2 separate regions of the Homo sapiens genome follow, and region 1 is linked to region 2. A link is an interaction called in ENCODE POLR2A ChIA-PET data of the cell type or tissue named here. Cell type or tissue: Caco-2. All regions are shown on one strand.

The links. Peaks named below come from ENCODE experiments on the same cell type or tissue, not always from the same donor. Only the 100,000 strongest peaks of a DNase experiment are listed, where the experiment ranks them.
Region 1: POLR2A ChIA-PET joins it to region 2 with 5 read pairs; 2 of 35 experiments call an interaction of 5 or more read pairs at or near these places.

The regions. Positions count from the first base shown.
Region 1 is chr19:1,475,318-1,479,317 of GRCh38, forward strand. C19orf25 (chromosome 19 open reading frame 25) reads right to left here and starts at 3,898. Exons shown (of 3, transcript NM_152482.3): 1 at 3,846-3,898; 2 at 3,457-3,588. The coding sequence starts at 3,586. RefSeq lists enhancers at 3,083-3,583, 3,945-4,000 and a silencer at 3,675-3,724. In Caco-2, no CTCF peak of the experiment used is centred here; a DNase peak (open chromatin) is centred at 3,964; H3K4me3 peaks cover 1,058 bases.
Region 2 is chr19:1,639,412-1,643,411 of GRCh38, forward strand. The region is part of intron 3 of TCF3 (transcription factor 3); the gene reads right to left. Among named protein-coding and RNA genes, the nearest start is that of TCF3, 11 kb to the right of the region's middle. In Caco-2, no CTCF peak of the experiment used is centred here; no DNase peak of the experiment used is centred here.

The DNA.
Region 1 (4,000 bases), 160 kb before region 2:
TCACTACTGCCCCCAAAGGGCAGGGTTCCCTGCAGTCCCCGAGTGAGCTTGCCAGCCGGGGTCTTCTTAACATGACGGATGCAGCCAGGTGTGGTGGCTCACGCCTGTAATCCAGCACTTTGGGAGGCCGAGGCGGGAGGAACACTTGAGCCCAAGAGTTAGAGACCAGCCTGGACAACATAGTGACACCCCCATCTCTACCAAAAAATACAAATACAAAAATTAGCTGGGCGTGGTAGCACGCATCTGTGGTCCCTACTTCTCTGGAGGCAGAGGCAGGAGGATCGCTTGAGACTGGGAGGCCGAGGCTGCAATAAGCTATGATCGTGCCACGGTACTCCAGCCTGGGTGACAGAATGAGACCCTGTCTCAAAAATAAATAAAAACAAAAATCAAGTAATGGAGGCTTCCTCGTCCATCAGCTGGGAGAGGCACAGTGGCTGGGTGGCAGGAGGGGCTTCCAGCTCTAGGCTACCCGCCTTAGCAAAGCGTGTGACCAGGGGGATCGGGTCACAGAAAGAGCTCAAGCCTCGCCAGCAGTGGCCCTCCTGGGGGCGGGGCTTCCATTCCTGCAAAAGCCGTGGCACCCACCGGGATGGACTCCACTGAGCTGGCCTGGCTCTCATTCCTGCTGTCTCTGGAAGCCAGAGACGCAACAAGCCCGCCACCGAAAACCTCTCCAGGGGCCGTGCAACCTCCTGGAGCACACACTTAGGGAGGCAGGGGTGGCGAAGGTGAGAGGTGGGCATTGACGTCCTGGTGACTCCCACATTCAGCAGAAACTACGTATGGCTCCCTGCTCCCCCACGTATGCAAGCCCAGTGCAGCAGGGCTGAAGCAGCACCGACTTCAGGGTCACTCAGAGAAGCGTCAGGGGCCCCTCGGCTCTGGCCTGCCCCTCGGCAGTGTGGTCTCCCACGGACGAAGGCTCCACGTGCCGCACGGGTCTGGGCTGATCAAATCACCTCTGTCATCACCTGCTTTAGCAACAGGGTGGGAAAGGCCGGGCAGTGCCTGGATGAAGGCACAGGAGGCCCCCTACCTTCTGTGAGCGCCCCCCGTCCCCCGCACAGCGTGCCTCAGTTTCGCCACACTCAACGGCCATGGACCTGAGCCCATGAAGCTCAAACCACGGCCCCAGCACCCTCAGGTGACCGAACTGCATGCTGGGAATAAAACCAACTCATGCACCTTGACCAGTACCGGCCCACAGAACCTTCCAGATGATGCGCACACCTCCCACCGATGCTGGTCCACACCAGCCACCAGCCATGTGTGGCTCCTGGGCACTTGAAATATGTCTAAAGGGAAAACACAACTCAATTTTTCTCTTTTTTTCTTTTTCAGAGACAGGGTCTCACTCTGTCACTCAGGCTGGAGACTCCAACTCCTGGGCGCAAGCAACCCTCCTGCCTCAGCCTCCTGAGTAGCTAAGACCACAGGTGCATGCCACCACACCCAGCTAGTTTGTGTATTTTTGGTAGATATAGGTTTTGCTATGCTGCCAAGGCTGGTCTTGAACTCCTGGCCTCAAGTCATCCTCCTGCCTCAGCCTCCCAAAGTCCTGGGATTACAGGCATGAGCCACTGCACCTGGCCCCAGAATTTTCTAATATTACTTTTTAAAAATGTTCCCTTAGAAATTCACAGTTTCTATCATTCCACATGGCTCATTTTCTTTTTTCTTTTTTTTTTTTGTTTGAGATAGAGTCTTGCTCTGTCACCCAGGCTGGAGTACAGTGGCACGATCTCAGCTCACTGCAACCTCCGCCTCCTGGGTTCAAGCAATTCTCCTGCCTCAGCCTCCCAAGTAGCAGGGATTACAGGCATGCGCCACCATGCCCAGCTAATGTTTTTGTATTCTCAGTAGAGACGGGGTTTCACCATGTTGGCCAGGGTGGCCTTGAACTCCTGACCTCAAATGATCCGCCCACCTCAGCCACCCAAAGTGCTGGGATTACAGGTGTGAGCCACCGCACCTGGCCGATTCATCTTCATTTGTTTCCCGCCAGCCCCAGAACAGCCTGGGGCAGACATTCTTGTTTCTTTTGTTCACTTGTCCATTAGCAGTGCTCTAAGCGCAGAGCCCAGCACACAGGAAGTGCTCAAGAAAAGGATTGTTGAATGAATGAATGAGCCTCATCCAGAACACAAAATTCACCCAACTGCACTGCTGAATCCTTTGGTCTCTGACTAGCTTCCACCTCGTAAATCAGGAGTGGACAAGCTTTCCTGCCAAAGGCTGGAGTCTCTGCTCCCACTACTCAACTCTGCCCTTCTGGTGTGAGAGCAGCCACTAACCGTATGTGAATCATTTGGCTGTGTGCCGTAAACCTTTACTTACCAACACTGAAATCTGAATTTCATACCTCTTTCAGGTGTCAGAAATGTTCTTTTTCACCCACCCCCATTTAAAAATGTGAAGTCCATTCATAGCTCCCAGACCTTAAAAAAACAGCCAGGGGCAGGGTTTGGGGGGCCCTAGCTTACCACCTCTGTTTTACTTTATTTATTTCTATTTATTAATTATTATTATAATTATTGAAACAGAGTCTCACTGTGGTCCAGGCTGGAGTGCAGTTGCGTGATCTCAGCTCACTGCAACCTCCGACTCCCAGGTTCAAGTGATTCTCCTGCCTCAGTCTCCTGAGTGGCTGGGATTACAGGCCCATGCCACCACACCCGGCTAATTTTTGTATTTTTAGTAGAGACAAGGTTCCACCATGTTGGCCAGGCTGGTGTCCAACCTCTGACCTCAAGTGATCCACCCACCTCGGCCTCCCAAAGTGCTGGGATTATAGGCGTGAGCCACCGCACCGGCCACTTATTTATTTTTGAGACACAGTCTGGCTGTGTTGCCTAGGCTGTATCCTCCCACTTTAGCCTCCAAGAAGCTGGGGCTACAAGTGTCCACCACCACACCCAGTAATTTTTTTTTTTTTTTGAGACAGTCTCGCACTGTCACCTGGGCTGGAGTGCAGTGGTGCGATCTCGGCTCACTGCAAACTCTGCATCCCGGGTTCAAGCGATTCTCCTGCCTCAGCCTCCCGAGTAGCTGAGATTACAGGCGCCTGCCACTATGCCCAGCTAACTCTGTTTTGTTTTTGTTTTTGTTTTTGTTTTGTTTTTTCATTTTTAGCAGAGACGGGGTTTCACCATGTTGGCCAGGCTGGTCTCGAACTCCTGGGCTCAAGCGATCCTCCCGCCTCATCCTCCGAAAGTGCTGGGCTTACAGGCCTGAACCACAGCGCCCGGCCTCCACCCCTGTCAGAAGAACCCTCTGAAAATCGGTCCCACTCTACGGAGGAGTAGAGGGAGACTCGGAGAGGATACGGACCGTGCCCATGTTGCGGGGGTTCCCAGGGCGTGGGGTCAGGAGTTAGGGGTGTGCTTCTCTCCCGTCCCCTTGCTGCCGGGGTCTCAGGTCCGCTTTTCCCCGGGACCGGGCTCCCCCTACCTTCCGGGGCCAGGATGGTGAACACTGGATCCTCTGCCGGCGCACCCCGCACATCCTCCAGGATCTGCTCCACCGTGGGGGGCGCTGGGCGGGTGGGCAGCAGCACGCGCTTCTTTGCCTTGGAGCCCATCTCTGAAGGCGGGGAAGGGGGCGCTGACCGGGGCGTCCACCTCTCCGCCCTTGCCCGGGCTGCTCCTCCCGCCCAGCGAACTCGTACGCACCCGTCGCGGTCCCGCTCCCGGGGAAGCCCGCCCTGTCCCGCCCCTCTGAGCTCGCCCCAGGCCCTGACCCTCCCTCCGCCCAAAAACACGGTGGCCAAGGCTTCAGGGTCTGGCTCAACCTCTGCCTCAGTTTCCCCGCGGTCACCCCAGTCGCCGGCCTCTTCCCACCTGGGCGCGGGACCCGAAAGCCCAGCGTCGACGACGCAGCCACTTCCGATTCCGGTCGGAGCACCGCCCCGTCCCCGAACACGTGACACACACTTCCGGCCTCCTCTCCCGCCGGCCCGCCGCTCATCGCGGGGCTCCGCCCCGTCTTAAAGGGA
Region 2 (4,000 bases):
CAAGCCCACAATCCTGGCATCTAAATACGTCAACAGAGAAACCGACAAACAGAACAGAGGGGGATGGCGCTGCTCTCAGCCTGACATTAAACAGATTAAAAATCTAAATATGGTTCAAAGGCCTCGCAGCTCCACATCCAACTATCCCTCAAGTACTCACAAAGAAGGACAAAAATAATCCATGTTTCAGCCTCGGCAGAGGAGCTCTGCGTCCTCCAAACAGTAGCTACCGTTTAAGCCAAAGCTGAGTTTTGGCACTGGAGATCTAGAAATCAAGAAAGGACCTCCAACTTGGAACTCAGAAACCTCTGAAGCAACCTGACCTGAAGAGGAAATTAGGAAAAAAAAAAAAAAAAAAAAAAAGGAACAAATGTCAGTAATATGAGAAAAACATGCATTATGGAAACCAATGGGATGGGGTTCACGGGGTGGAACCCTCAACACCACACTGATGGAACAGAAGAGGGCAGAAGTCAGCAAAAGGGGCCTGTGATCTGAAAGTCACCAAAAACTTTAGAAAGAGAAGAAATGCCGATAAAGAGGAAAATTGATCAATTGATCAATATCGATTTGCCAATGAAGCAGATTCTCCAGAAGAAAAATCAACGAGAGAGAGAAAATGCACAGGGCAGCCGAGTCAAGAACAAAGAAACCACCTAAAAGTTGGCGCATTGAGGACCGCGGCGCCCTCAGCCTCCCTGCGCAGGTGGAAAGACAGGCGCCTCCAAACGTTATCAAAGAGCCGAACGGGGCCAGGCGCAGAGGGTCAGGCCTGGAATCCCAGCACTTTTGGCACGGGTGGACAGACAGGCGCCTACAAACATTATCAAACAGCCAAATGAGGCCGGGCTCGGTGGCTCATGCCTGTAATCCCAGCACTTTGGGAGGCCGAGGCGGGAGGATCACCAGGTCAGGAGACCGAGACTGTCCTGGCTAACACGGTGAAACCCTGCCTCTACTAAAAATACAAAAAATTAGCGCAATGGTTACTAAACTCTCTAAGTTTCAGCTTCTTTACCAGTAAAATACGGTAATAATTACACCTATTTCGCTAACCTGTTAGAACTGAGAATTCCCAGTGAATAAGCCAAGCTTTGTGTCCAATGCACAGTGCTCAAGAAACACTGATGTAAGCAGTGGCTCACACCTGTAATCCCAGCACTTCGGGAGGCCGAGGCGGGCGGATCACAAGGTCAGGAGATGGAGACCATCCTGGCTAACAAGGTGAAACCCCGTCTCTACTAAAAATACAAAAACTTAGCCGGCACCTGTAGTCCCAGCTACTAGGGAGGCTAGGCAGGAGAATGGCGTGAACCTGGGAGGCGGAGCTTGCAGTGAGCTGAGATCACGCCACTGCACCCCAGCCTGGGTGACAGAGCATGACTCCGTCTCAAAAAAAAAAAAAAAGTGATGTAAATTGTTGTATTACTGATGTTGTTAAAAAGTTAATGAGGCGGCCAGGCGCGGTGGTTCACGCCTGTAATCCCAGCACTTTGGGAGGCCGAGGTGGGTGGATCACTGGAGGTCAGGAGTTTGAGACCAGCCTGGCCAACGTGGCGAAACCATGTCTCTACTAAAACTACAAAAAATTAGCCAGGCATGGTGGCAGGCACCTATATTCCCAGCTACTCAGGAGGCTGAAGCAGGAGAATCGTTTGAACTCAGGAGGCGGAGGCGGAGGCGGAGGTTGCAGTGAGCTGAGATCGTGCCACTGCACTCCAGCCTGGGCAACAAGAGCAAAACTCGGTCTCAAAAAAAAAAAAAAAGTTAATGAGGCAGCAATAAAAAGAAAAAAAAAAGATACAGCCAACAGCTTGGCTGGATCTCCAGGGAATTATGCTAACGTAACAGAATAAAAGCTAATCTCAGAAGGTTGCAAACTATAGGATTCCATTTACACAAAATACTCAAAGTGAAAAATTGGGCTGGGCACAGTGGCTCACACATGTAATCACAGCACTCTGGGAGGCTGAGGTAAGAGGATCACTTGAGCTCATGAATACAAGATCAGCCTGGAGAACACAGCAAGACCCCATCTAGACAATATTTTTTTATTCTTCAGACACGGTCTCCCTCTGTCCCCGAGGCCAGAGTGCAGTGGCGCAATCTCAGCTAACTGCAACCTCCGCCTCCCAGGTTCAAGTGCTTTTCGTGTCTCAGCCTCCCGAGTAGCTGGGATGACAGGCACGCACCACCACGCCCAGCTAATTTTTGTATTTTTAGCAGAGACGGGGTTTCGCCACGTTGACTAGGCTGGTCTTGAACTCCTGGCCTCATGTGATCCACACACCCTGGCTTCCCAAAATGCTGGGATTATAGGTGTGAGCCACCGCACCCAGCTGAAATTTTTCTTTTTTTTTAAACAGAGACAGGGTTTCTCCATGTTGCCCAGGCTGGTCTTGAACTCCTGGGCTCCGGCAATTCTCCCATCTCAACCTCCCAAAGTGCTGGGGATTACCAGTGTGAGCCGCTGACCCAGCCCTCTACAAAATACATATTTTTTTAATTAGGTGGTCGCAGCTGCTCACAAGGCTGAGGTGGGAGGATCAGTTGAGCCCAGAACTTCAAGGCTACAGTCAGTTATGATCACACCACTGCACTCCAGTCTGGACAACAGAGTGAGACCTGGTCCCTAAAAAAAAAAAATCGTACAGATGAAGAACAGATTGGTGATTCCTGGGCTTAAAGAAGGTGCATGTCTCAAAACTGCACAGAACTACACACACACACACACACACACACACACACACACACGCACGCGTACACACACGCACGCAGACACAGACGCAGACACGCACACACGCGCAGACGCACAGACACGCACGCGCAGACGCACACACACGTGCGCACACACGCACGCACACGCACAGACGCGCACACGCACAGACACACACCCGCACGCACACACAGACACACACACGTGCGTGTAAAGCCGGTGGAATCTGATCAGGATCTGTGGACGGCACCAATGTCGGCTTCCTAGGTCTGACGCAGCACCACGGGTGGGCGGGACGGTACCCCTGGGGGTGGCTAGGTGAGAGGAGAACACTCTGCCACTTCCTGTGAATCCCGAAAGACTTCAGAATAAAAAGTGGATCAACTTCAAGGACGAGGGCCCAAGAGAGTAACAGAAAATTCACCAGAGAGCCATTCACAGGGTCAATCCCCTTCCGAGAAGACCACCGCCCTCTATTAAACAAGTGGCAGGTGAAAGGACACGATCTTTGTCACCTATTAAATGAGACAGGCCGTGCTGTCACCACGTTGGCCAGGCTGGTCTCGAACACCTAGTCCCAGGTACTCCTCTTGCCTTGGCCTCCCAAGTGCTGGGATTACAGGCCTGAGCCACCGCGCCCGGTCACAAGGGACGCTTTCAATGTGAAAAAGCATCCAGGGACCCAGCAATTCCACTCCCAGACACGCACCCGGAGGAAATGACCCATGCGCCAGGTTCTCCCGGGGTTTCCTCTTAAAGCAGAACGCGGAGGTGCCGTTCTGTGGATTTTCACTCTGACCGTGTGTCACACTTACAATCGCACGGACAGAGAAAGCGACGGGGAAATGAAAAATAGGAAAGAACTTTCCTTTGGTCCGTCAATAAGCAATTTCCTGGTGTCTCCCGTGGCCTCAGAGCCTGTCTGTCTTGGCAGAAGATAGGCTGTCACTCAGAGACCTGTGCCTGAGGGTTTCCAAAAATGGGAGGCGGTGGGTGGGAGAAGGCGTACGAAAATTATTCCCGTTTTAAATGTCTTCCGATCCAGACAACCAGAAAATCTTGGTTTCCTATTCGTTAATCTCTAATGCCTTTTTTGTTTCGTTTCTGTTTTGAGACAGGGTCTGGCTCTGTCACCCAGGCTGCAGGGCAGTGGCGCAATCTCAGCTCACTGCAACCTCCGCCTCCCAGGCTCCAGCAATCCTCCTGCCTCAGCCTCCCGAGTAGCTGGGACCCCAAGTGTGCGCCACCACGCCCAGCTAATTTTTGTATTTTTAGTAGAGATGA